3 separate regions of the Homo sapiens genome follow, and regions 1 and 2 are each linked to region 3. A link is a contact called in ENCODE Hi-C or POLR2A ChIA-PET data. All regions are on one chromosome and are shown on one strand. Each heading gives the region's core, a stretch centred on a gene start or an enhancer-like site at or near the end of the contact. The rest is flanking DNA. Distances are from core to core; before and after follow the strand shown.

Evidence for each region. A loop is a pair of places that touch in the nucleus more often than their neighbours do. ChIA-PET counts read pairs that join two places held with the same protein, here RNA polymerase II (POLR2A). Pooled maps may share reads with other maps.
Region 1: a map of CD14-positive monocyte shows a loop between it and region 3 (2.5-fold over the local background). The contact joins two enhancer-like sites. A Hi-C loop is called at or near these places in 5 of 168 maps with a recorded cell type or tissue (CD14-positive monocyte, PC-3, aorta and 2 more) and 5 of 50 pooled maps.
Region 2: a loop to region 3 is called in a map of OCI-LY7, with 5 times the contacts of the local background. The contact joins two enhancer-like sites. A Hi-C loop is called at or near these places in 2 of 168 maps with a recorded cell type or tissue (CD14-positive monocyte and OCI-LY7) and 1 of 50 pooled maps. POLR2A ChIA-PET finds 5 or more read pairs at or near these places in 3 of 52 experiments (AG04450, GM12878 and Panc1).

The regions. Positions count from the first base shown.
Region 1 is chr1:221,033,940-221,037,806 of GRCh38, reverse strand. No RefSeq gene overlaps it. Among named protein-coding and RNA genes, the nearest start is that of HLX-AS1, 160 kb to the right of the region's middle. Within about 2 kb of position 2,051, at least 5 of the 41 ENCODE cell types and tissues checked have a DNase peak (open chromatin) inside an H3K27ac peak, as active enhancers do.
Region 2 is chr1:220,960,324-220,964,546 of GRCh38, reverse strand. No RefSeq gene overlaps it. Among named protein-coding and RNA genes, the nearest start is that of HLX-AS1, 82 kb to the right of the region's middle. Within about 2 kb of position 2,371, at least 2 of the 41 ENCODE cell types and tissues checked have a DNase peak (open chromatin) inside an H3K27ac peak, as active enhancers do.
Region 3 is chr1:220,998,642-221,002,711 of GRCh38, reverse strand. No RefSeq gene overlaps it. Among named protein-coding and RNA genes, the nearest start is that of HLX-AS1, 120 kb to the right of the region's middle. Within about 2 kb of position 1,875, at least 3 of the 41 ENCODE cell types and tissues checked have a DNase peak (open chromatin) inside an H3K27ac peak, as active enhancers do.

The sequences.
Region 1 (3,867 bases), core at 802-3,301, 35 kb before region 3:
AACCTACACAACACAATTCTGGGCATAGGAAAGGGCAAAGATTTCATGACAAAGACAACAAAAGCAATTGCAACAAAAACAAAAATTGGAAAATTGAATCTAGTTGAACTAAAGAGCTTCTGCACAGCAAAAGAAACCATTAAAAGAGCAAACTGACAGCTGACAGAATGGGAGAAAAGTTTGGCAAGCCATGCATCTGACAAAGGTCTAATATCCAGCATCTATAAGGCACTTAAACAAATTTACAAGAAAATAAAACAACCGCATTAAAAGTGGGCAAAGGACATGAACAGATAATTCTCAAAAGAAGACCTACATGCAGCCAACAAACATATGAAAAAAAGCTCAACATCACTGATCATTAGAGAAATGCAAATCAAAACCACAATAAGATACTATCTCACATCAGTCAGAATGGCTATTATTAAGAAGTCAAAAAATAACAGATGCTGGCGATGTTGTAGAGAAAAAGAAATGCTTACACACTGTTGGTGGGAGTCTAAATTAATTCAGCCATTGCTGAAGACAGTGTGGCAATTCCTTAAAGACCTAACAACAGAAATAATGTTCAACCCAATATCCCATTACTGGGTATTTACCGAAAGGATATAAATTGGTCTATCATAAAGACATATGCATGTGTATATTCATTGCATCATTATCACAATAGCAAAGACGTGGAATCAACCTAAATGTCCATCAATGGAAGACTGGATAAAAAAATGTGGTACATATACACCATGGAATACTATGCAGTTATAAAAAAGGAGATCATGTTCTTTGCAGGAATGATAGAGCTAGAGACCATTATCCTTGTCATACTACTGCAGGAACAGAAAATCAAATACCACATATCCTTACTTATAAGTGGGAGCTAAATGATAAGAACACATGGACACAAAGAAGGGAACAACAGACACTGAGGCCTACCAGAGGGTGGAGGGTACGGGGAGGGAGAGGAGCAGGAAAAGGTAACTAATGGGTAGTAGGCTTAGCACTTGGGTGATGAAATAATCTGTATATCAAACCCCCATGACACAAGTTTACCTATATAATAAACCTGCACATGTACCCCTAAACCTAAAATAAAAGTTTTTTTAAAATAAAAATAAAAGAGCAGTTGGGAACTTGGTAATAGAATCACAAAGTCTTGGATTTGAATCCCAGTATGGTATACGTACTCCGCAAACTTAAATTTCCTCATCTGTACAATGGATAACAATCACACCTACATCAAAGGGATTGAGGAAAACTAACCCGTGTAAAGCAGTGCCAAGCACATAGTAAGCACTCCATGAATGCTGCTGAGATGTGGTGTTACTACCATATTTCATTAGTAAGGTCATAAGACTTGAAGAAGTTAAATGCACTCACTGAAAGTCATACAGATATAAGTAAAAAATCTGAAACTGGAGCCCCATATTCTAATGTCATGCGTAATACTCTTTTTTGCAATGATTTCCTAGTTCACTGTTTAAAATCAAAACTTTTATAATACCATTAGTGCATTTTAATTGTATTTAATATAACCCAAAATAAAGCAAACATCCCTGGTGCCAAAAACCCAAATGATATGTAACACTGATCTTTCATTTCACTGACAATTTCTGGACAGATTCAAAAGGAAAGATGACAATCATGTAGGTAAAAACACTGGGAAAACCACACAGGATTTTAGTCCTCTGGCCTCCTCCCTCCCCTCAAGTACTGTTTGGGGCCAACGCATGACCAATGTCACTTCCTGTCACTGAGTCATCATCATAGATTAGCATCACTAAACGTAACTGTTCCAGGAGGAGCTCAGGAAAGAAAATTCTCTCAGCTTCACTTTGAAATTGGCTCCATCTCATAATAAATACTTTCCAAACTCATCGAGAGAGGTTATAGAAGAGTTAATGTCCCCAAAGAGCTTCATTTATTTTACAGATTTATGAAATAGATCTTCTTGCCAAGGCCTCGTGTACCTTTCTTTTTTTACTAAAGGTGACACAGAGTTTCTCCGAAAATAAAACTGACTCTTCCAGATGCTTAAATCGAGGGTCATGAGTCATCCTGGCTGCCCAGTGTCACTGAAGACATAGCTCTAGGAACCTATGCAACTTCTTAACATAAAAGCTTTGACAGCATTTTGGCACCCTCCCTTAATATACCTGCCCAAAAAGCTGAGGATTTGGTTTTTACCATTTTCACAATAGCTTCAGGTCAGTTAGGCTTGGGTCCATCATTCCTGACCAATAGTTTTTACAACTAACTTTTGAGTTTGCCAAAGGCTTGTCACTAAACAAACCCTGAGCTCTCATCATGGGCTGAGCACTGGACTAGGCACGCAGAACAGCTGAATCAACATGTTTTTGAAATTCACCATCCAGAAAGGGAGAGAGATGTAATTTTAAGCTGCATTCTATTATTTACCAAAAGTGTGAGCAGAGCACTGAGGGAGTAGAGACAGGAGAAACTACTTTGTCATGGGCATTACCAGAGGCTTTCCTGAGGAGGCAGCCTTTGGGCTGGGTGGTTTAGAAAGACAGCTAGCTAGGCATAGAGGCATAGGACATTCATGACAGATGAAACCACGTGTGCAGGGCATGGAGGAGTGAAAGAGCACAAGGTAGAGGGTCTTTTGAAGGGTGGAGACAGCATTCTAATGCGGAGGGACATGGTGGGAAGGTGATAAGAGATGAAGCACATTTAAAATTTGTTAAAATGTGGTCCTTTTGGTAATAGTAACACCATGACTGATAAGTTGTTTAGCAGCTTATTGATAACTTGTGTCTGTAGCCCTGCCCATCTTCCACAGCTAATCACCACAAGGACACATCCACTGGGTTTCTCCTCCACTGGAATAGTGCTCTCACACACATGCACACACACACACACGCACACACACACATGCACACACACACACATGCACACACACACCATATACCATCTTCAAGCTCACCTCCCCTCAGGGCTGCAGCACCTCTCCACCAAACTGGAATCTGGGACACCAGTGTCTTTCCAACTGCTAACTCCAATGTTAATTTCTCAGTCTTGGTCTCTGCACCATCCACTCTCTTGTCTTCTCTGAAATTTCTTACCATCTTGACTTCTGGGTACTACTGCTGTCTTCTGGCTATGGTCCAGCATCCCTGGCTGCCCCTCTAGACTCTCCTTATTCACTCTAATTGTCTTTCTTTTCACCTTCTGGATCTCCTTTCTAGATGCTCCTGAGTGCCAGCTCTCATCCCCAACCCTCTGAGTGGAGTCATGACCCAAATACACATCTGTAACTGAGCTCCTCCTCCTCCCAAATCTGTCTCCCATCATTTCCTCGTGTGTGCATGTGTGTACAGCATTGCTATTTCTATTCATCCAGTGTTCTCCTTCACCAAAATCCAGTCTGTTTCAGGTGCTGTCAAATTGAACACCCTACTACCAGTAAACCATCTCTTCTTCTCCTTCCCCATCTACCCTGCCCTAGTGCCTCATCAATTTTCCCTCAGATAATTCCAGCAGGCTCTGAGGCTTTCTTTTATCCAGTGCTGGTGGCTTCTTCTATCCAGTATTAATACAGAGACCAAATGAAGTTTTGAAGTGTAAATATGATCGTATCAGTCTTCTACTTGAAATCCCATCTTCAAATGGAACATACAAACCCATATGTGGCAATCCATATTAGTCTAGCCCTCACTTATCTGATAATCAACCTCCCCACTTGCCCTTAATGGGCTAAGCTATTTTAAGCTTTCATGCTCCTGCCCCTCCCCATACCCAAAGCAACTTCCATTCTTGATTCCATCCTTCTCTCCCAGCAAAACAAAATCATCTCAGGCATCCTCTGAGAGTCCTGCCTGACCCCCTCCACCTCCAGCTTACTGTCCTATG
Region 2 (4,223 bases), core at 1,122-3,621, 39 kb after region 3:
GGCCTTCATAATGGAATTAGTGCCCTTATAAAAAGAAAAACCAGGGAGCTCTCTCGTGCCCTATCTCACTCTATTTCTCTCTCTCTCTCTTTCTCTCTCTCTCTCTCTCTCTCTCAGAGCACTCGAAAAATGCAGCAGTCTGCAAGCCAAGAGGAGAGCTCTCACCAAGAACCAAATCAGCTGGCATCTTGATCTTAAACTTTCCAGCCTCCAGGATTGTAAGAAATAAATGTCCAGTACTGTGTTGTAGCAGCCTGAGTGGACTAACAATAAAGATCAATATTCATCCTCTAATATTTCATTTATCCCACTGCTGGACTTTCTACCTCTCTTTTATCCTTTATTTTTCTCCATTGTCCTTAATACCATATAGCATACTAAATCTTTACCTATGTGTTATTTGTTTATTCACTGCTGTATCCCTAGTACCTAGAACAGACCTGATATATAATAACTGCTCAGTAAACATCTGTTGAATATTGAATGAATAAATTCAATTCAGGTGCTCCTTCTGCTCTAAAGGCTTTGCTCATTTCCATTATTCTTGACCTTGGCTTATCAGAAATTAACACCCTTTCTGTGTGCTCCTGTCTCTGTATCATGTCCAGATATCTGTAGTTTTATTTTTCACACTATTAGCACATGCTGACCCTACTCAGGACCAAGAACTCCTTGAGGACAAAAACAAGGACATTTATATCTTTGTCTCCAATATCTATCTCTATGCTTGTCTCCTGGTCCTGGAAGTGCAATGAGAAAGAAATGGAAGGAAGTAGAGTATGAATAATAAGACTGCTGATTTGATTGGAAAGACACCAGAGCATACAAAGAGGCAAAAACTACCCTTTTGGCAGGGAGAAGGTGGACCACATAGATGGACTATAACATTGAATCTAGGTCTCAGACATAAAACTAAGCAGATCTCTATTTTAGCCTGTGATGGAAGGTGGTTTGGGCTTCATGTGTAATATCTCCCATGAAGCATGCTGGGACAAATCCCCAGGATGCTGGGCTCTTCCTGGGTTTCCAAGATCAAGCTGTTCTATTTACATCCCTCCAAAGTCTTCACCAAATGACTACCAGGTGATAGAAAAATATGATACATCCACTTGGTTATGTAGAGACTCATTAGACTTAAAAGCTGAGGACTATCAAGGACCAACGGAGCTTATCAACTGAACTTCCTATCCAAAGGGACTCATCCACTGAATACACTGTACCTTAAGAATGATTGCTCACTACATGTGGGTCCACCATCCTCCATTACCCCTTCAAAGAATACGTTAAAACATATAATTGAGTAAAATATTTTCAGCTCCCACTTGCTGCTTTGCACTTTGGTGGATGACAATTTCAGATATGAATGTCAGCTTAACTCAAACGTTAAGAGTTGTATACTGTTTTTTCTAGACCTCCTTAGTAGAGGATAATCTGTTTCTCCAGGATAATGATGTAAGTTTTCACGTTTGTGCTCAAATATTCATAGGCTAGTTTATATCCTATCTTAGTTCCAACTTCCTATTAACAAAATAAAGTAAGCCAGGTTCAAGCACTTCTTAGTAATAGCATGATAACCACATATAGAGTACCTACTACAATATCTCCTTTATTGTGCATAATAACCAAAGGAAGCACCATTATACATTTTTTACGCATGTGGAAACTGACTCAAAGACCTTCCAAAATCTCTCCGAGATTACGTAGCTAAGAAGTGTCTGAGATGTCATTCAAAACCAAAGTTATCTAACTAAAAATTTGTTAGGCTTCCTCGACATTACCATAAAAAAATTCGCCACATCTTTATGCTTTAGTCTCCCTATAGTCTGGTACAGGGTCATTAAAGCAGACATTTAGCCATTCTTTTCAAAAGAAGAGGTGCAAACCATTCTGTGTATGGGTGGTGCTTCATATGGCCATGTCAGGTAATGTGCTGTCTTTGCCTCAGTCAGAACAGCTGGGAAGGATTCCACACCCACTCACTCTGGAGGGAACTATTCAACCTTCCCTGGCCACTAGAGATGATTCCAGTCTTGTTTGTGCCTTCAAACTCCAGTTGAGTTTGAAATGATCTGAATTCCCAGAACATTAGGAACACCTGCATTCCAATGAAATGCAAACATTAATCAAAAACAAATGTAAGGGATTTGGGGCTTGTGTGTCATCCAGACTCTGCTGTTCTCTCTCAGGAGGGATGATTGAGAGATGATTACAAGTTCTTTTTGATGATGCTGCTAAAAACTATTTGAAAAACATCACCCCCTCTCTTCACAAGACAGATTATATTGGGCAACATGAAGTCATGATTACATTGCACTAATTTTAGTTAAGTCAGACATCTTCATGAAAGCATTGCTCATACTTGCCAACCACTGTTGATTGAGTCAAAGTTCACCCAATTCTGGACAAAAGGAGAAACAGTCAGCAACCTTCTGTTCCGGTGAATGAGCTGCTGCTGCAGCTACAGCAAGAGCCAAGCAAACCTCAGGCAGACAGGCCCATTCACTTCTAGAACCCACAAGTTCTGCTACCGTTCTTTGGATATTCCCAAGCCATCTCATTATTTTCTAGCTCCCCTAGTAACATAGTCAAGGTGGAGAAAAGTGCAGCCATGTTTTGGTGACCTTCCCCCCAACCCCTTCAACAAAGAACCTGGTTTCAAGGGCCCCTGATGCTAATACTTTCCTGCCTCATGGTCTGGTCTCTCTAAAATTGAAATGGGTCTTGTTAATTTTCCTCTATGATCTACTTTGAATTACCTTGCAATGCTGGAAAACCTGTAATGTTCCAAGAAAGTGATGCCCCTAGAACTCTTTTAGAACTTCAATTCTAGTTGGACAATTTGGGGAGTAATTTGGATGGTTGGTTGGTTTTTTCATTTGCTATTTATTGGAACTTCTGAGAAGTTTCTAATAGGGTGCTGACTTACCCTATTTCTTACCCTTAATTGATGTGCTGAGAAGTAAAGAGGCTCAAGTTATAATGCTTTGCATTTTATGATGAAGTCCAGTATCTGGCCTTCAAGTAATTTGTGAACGTCAATTCAGACTATTGCCACAATGGGGTACCAAACTATTCTACTGCTATCTCCTCAGCCCAGGAGGCATTCAATCCACAGAAGAATGGAAGCCTCAAATTTATCTTTCCTTCCCTCTGAGGAGAACCACATTTTTGCTCTTTCTGACTTTTCAGTTTTCCAGAAACCTAAAAGAGTAGCTCTGGTATTAAGATTAGATTCCAAATCTCACCTTTGCCATTTATTTACTCTGTGTGTATATGTGTGTGTGTGTGTGTGTGTGTGTGTGTGTGTGTGTGTGTGTGTGCTTGATACTTTGACCACATTCCTTAATTTTTCTGAGCCTCAGTTTCCTCATCTCAAAAATGAGAATAATTACAAAGAGTATTTTTCAGGGTTCCTATGAGGCTCAAATTAGTAAAATAACATGAAACTTCTTTTTTACTGCTAAACTGACCCTACTTGCAGGGGAGAGGGGAGCCTTTAAAAGCTTGATTCTAATCTCACCTGTCAAGGTTGACAAGGCCTTGGTGTTATCAATATTATTTTAAAGACATAAATTGGGACCAGAAGAGCTCATTGAATTTCCTATATTCCTTCAACCAATCTAGAGTAGCATGTGCTAAGAAATGAAAGTGGATAATCAGAGCCAGTCCTTTAGGCGACAAGCATTCTGTACATGTGCTGCACCTATTATATGCCCAGGTCTAGGTTACATTTTCCATGGGAGACACAGGAAGAAGAATCAAGACTCTGATATCTTGTTAAACTCAATCAATTAATCAACCACCCCTTACTGGAATATACTACATGCTCAGCTCTGCCAAGGTGCAGAAAGGCAGACATTCCTGCTCAGTAGCAATTTGACATCTGAATCATTTAATGGCTTCCCTACCTTAAAAAATGGGGCAGAGGTTGGGTATTATAGAGCTAGTAATAAGAGGAGGGAGAAATCCCACTGGAACTGAGGAACCTGGTCTTACCAAAAGTAAACTGGAAAGTCTGTCTTATGCAAGGGACTCTCCGGACAGACAGGATTGTCAGATGTTCTTTAGCTCTGGAGCTTGGTGGCTTTGTTACTTAGTGAGGGGCGATCAGTCTGACACCTGTGCTCAGTCTTGTCTCTCATCATATGATCATCTGGCTGGCTCTGCTCCTCACAATAAACTCCCAAGAAGGAAAATTAGACTGGTCTTCGTCATTGCCAGGA
Region 3 (4,070 bases), core at 626-3,125:
CCACTGCATACCTTTCAGACAGGAAAATTGAATTTATAACACATTCAGAACATGAGTGACTTCCTTTAATCTTAATGTTCTCCTAAAAGTCTTATCTCCAAACACTGATAATACATTGAGGGTTAAGGTTTTCACCTATCAATTTTAGGTGGACACATTTCAGTTCATAGAGATGATGATGATGATGATGAAGATAGATAGATAGATAGATAGATAGATAGATAGATAGATAGATAGATAATAAATGGATGGATAGATAAATGTATAGGTAGGTAGATAGATAGATAGATATAAATGGATGGATAGATAAATAAATGGTAGGTAGGTAGGTAGATAATAGATAGGTAGATGGGTAGATAGGTAGGTAGATAGATAGAAGATAAGTGGATGGATAGATAAATGTATAGGTAGGCAGATACATAGATAGATAGATAGATAGATAGATAGATAGATAGATAGATAGAAGATAAATGGATGGATAGATAAATGTATAGGTAGGCAGATAGATAGATAGATAGATAGATAGATAGATAGATAGATATAAATGGATGGATAGATAAATGGATAGGTAGGTAGGTAGATAGATAATAGATAGGTAGATGGCTAGATAGGTAGATAGATAGATAGATAGATAGAAGATAAGTGGATGGATAGATAAATGTATAGGTAGGCAGATAGATAGATATAAATGGATGGATAGATAGATAAATGGATAGGTAGGTAGGTAGATAGATAATAGGTAGATAGGCAGATAGATATAGATAGATAGATAGATAGATACATACATACATACATACATACCCAAAACTCACATGACCCTAGGGCCTTCTGATTGTGCATAAGTCCAAGAAGCTGTTGGTCCCACCTGTGACCAAGTTGCAGGCTGACTTAATTAGCCCATTGTCTCCATAACTTCCAAGACTCCTTCCTTCTGTTCATTAGTTTTGTGGCCCTGTTGCCCTGACCCACTCCCCTTCTCTTTTCCTTATTTACTTCCTTTCTCCTCTGTTCCCCTAAATTATTATCTTCATATTTCTGAGCCCCACACAGTCCTCTCCTCCTTTCTTGGCCCACAATTTATTCCTCAGCTTTTGTGTAAAAGATATTTGGAGAACCAGATCTTTCCTGCTCCACATCACTAAGGAGTGGCCTGAGCTTGCAATAGTCCCAAAGCCTAACCATCACCCTCCAGGCCTCCAGAGGTGAAGTGACAGAGTCAGGGAAGCTGGGCTGCTACTTGGATGAGTGAACTTCTCTCCGGCCGCAGTCTATCCAGGCATAATGTGTATATTTGTGTATGTGTATGTGTGTGTATGTGTGTGCATGTGTGTGTATGTGTGTGTCTGTGTGTGCATGTGTGTGTCTGTGTGTGCATGTGTGTGCCTGTGTGTGCCTGTGGTGAGGAAGATCACGGCCTTTGGAGTCAACTCTGGACTTCACTTACAGCCTTACCACTTAGTAGCCGTGTGGTCTGGGACTTAACCTCTCAATGCTTTGTTCCATTCTGTACAATCACATTAATAATAATCTTTACTTTGAATGATTGATATGAGCATTAAAGGGTGTTAAATTTGCTAGAGCATCAGTTTTATGTCAGAGTCACAGATACTGCAAAGAAACCATCTAACAGTGCCCAGCACATAGTGGGGGCCTCAATAAATGCTGGTTATTATTGTGATCCCTGTCTGTTAATCCCCATAGCCTTGCCCCACTGGCCTGGCTAGACTCTTTGTCACCTTCTGTTGGCTCTTCCTATGCCTGGTACCTGCCAGTTTACCACCTTAAATCTACCTATTGGATTTAATTTCCTCAAATCATCTCCCTCCCAGTCCAGCGGGCAAAGATTGGTTCATGCCCTGGCCTCTTCTGGTCAGACCTATCCTGCTAGAGTTAATCAGGCCAGGTCTGCCTGTGTCTTAACGAAACCATTTGTTCCTCAAAATGACTCTCTCAATAAATGGAGTAAAAACACAATGATGATTGGGAGAAAAGGGGAAATGCGTAAGAGGACATGGCACGGTGACAAGCACATTCAAGGCCATAAATATGTGGCAATTGCTTTTCTCATCTAGTTCTCTTATTTTGAAACTTTCCTGGAAGGGACCTGGTATTATTAGCCATTATGATGAGGCAGATGCTGTTTATTTGCCCAGTCACATAAGGATCATGTAGGACTGACAACCAGTGAGGAAATTATGTCATTCTTCGGGACAGGGGAAGGAAGAGGGAGGAAGGGGCTTTGAATGAGGACAGATGGGGCAGGGTTGGGGTGTACTTCCAACACCTATAAGAGATTTATTGTGCTTTTAACAGTCTACACTTACACTTAATTGAAGACTACTTAACCAATTATTTCATGAGCTGTCTGGTAACACTTAAATCCTACCTTTCTAATCCCTGACTGGCTACATAGCCACAAAATCAGATTACATCGTGATTAGGAAAAAATTTACACATGCATAAGCCATGTCACAACAGATCACTGTTCTTGCCAAATATTTCCTACATAGCTTGTAAACCTCTTAGGTATTTGCTACTGCACAGGTTGCTGACAGGATACAAAGAAAATACAAGTTCTTGGCCTCTGTATATTGGGCTTCCCTACACAGGGTGAGTCCCCGCCCAGCCTCTGTACCAGGCCCCATGCTGGCTGACCACACCTCTGCTCATCACACTTGGGGCTGCAGCCATGCCTGTGCTGATCTGGGACTTGGCACTCAAATCTGGAGAGTCTCAATCCTGGGATCAACCTGCAAATGTCAACCCACAATGTGAGTCTCTTCTTTATGCATCCTCTTAAGGATTTAGTGAGCCTCAGGAGCATGTTGAGGCCAAGGCTTCAAACCTGATGCCATCTGTACTTTCTCTGGGGAGGTGGTCTCTCTCTGCCTCATCTCTGAGAGATAATCCACGGCCCCCAACCCTTGTTAAATTTCCCTGCACAATTTCAGGTGACCATCCTTGCCAGATCCTGATTGGGCCTGGAGAATTGGCTAGTCTCATTTTGTTTCTGTATCTTAGTCAACTTGGGCTACCATAACAAAAGGCCATAGGCTGGGTCTCTTAAAAAACAGAAATTTACTTCTCACAGTTCTACAAGCTGTCTAAGATCAAGATACCAGCAGGGTTGGCATCTGATGAGGGCACTGCAGCTGCCTTCTCACCATGTCCTCCCATGGCCTTACCTCAGTGTGTGCATTCCAAGAAAGAGAGAGCTCTCTCCCTCTCTCTTCCTCTTGTTGTATGGCAGATCTATCTGATCAGGACTCCAATCCTACCTGATTAGGACTCTACCTTTATGACCTCATTTAATCTTATTTCTCTCCCATAAGCCCTACCTCCAAATGCAGTCACTTTGCAGGGTTAGAATTTCAATATATTAATTTTTGAGGACACACTTCAGTCCATAGAAAGACTATATATATAGATAGATCGATAATAGATAGATAGATAGATAGATAGATAGATAGATAGATAGATAGATAGATAGATAGATGAGAGATCTGCATTCATATCACATTTAGGCTTAAAAATGTTTACTGTCGGCTGGGCATGGTGGCTCATGCCTGTAATCCCAGCACTTTGGGAGGCCAAGGCAGGCAAATCACAAAGTCAAGAGATCGAGACCATCCTGGCCAATATGGTAAAACCCCGTCTCTACTAAAAATACAAAAATTAGCTGGGTGTGGTGGCGCGTGCCTGTAGTCCCAGCTACTCGGGAGGCTGAGGCAGGAGAATCGCTTGAACCCTGGAGGCAGAGGTTGCAGTGAGCCGAGATTGCACCACTGCACTCCAGCCTGGTGACAGAGCTAGACTCCATCTCAAAACAAAACGAAAAAAAAAATGTTTACTGTCTTCTCTCCTTGCCTTCGGGATAGAGCCCACACTGCTTAGCCTGGCACCCATGGCCCTCTGCCATGGCTCCTACACCAGATCCCTGTGTTAAGCCCATGTAGTCTCCATTCTCCCATCAGGAACATCCTTCTCAGCTAGAACCAAGGTGATAATGGTTCCCTTCCCACCACTGGGGCCCTTCCAGTGGTTCTGTTTACAATCCGGAAACTATTTCC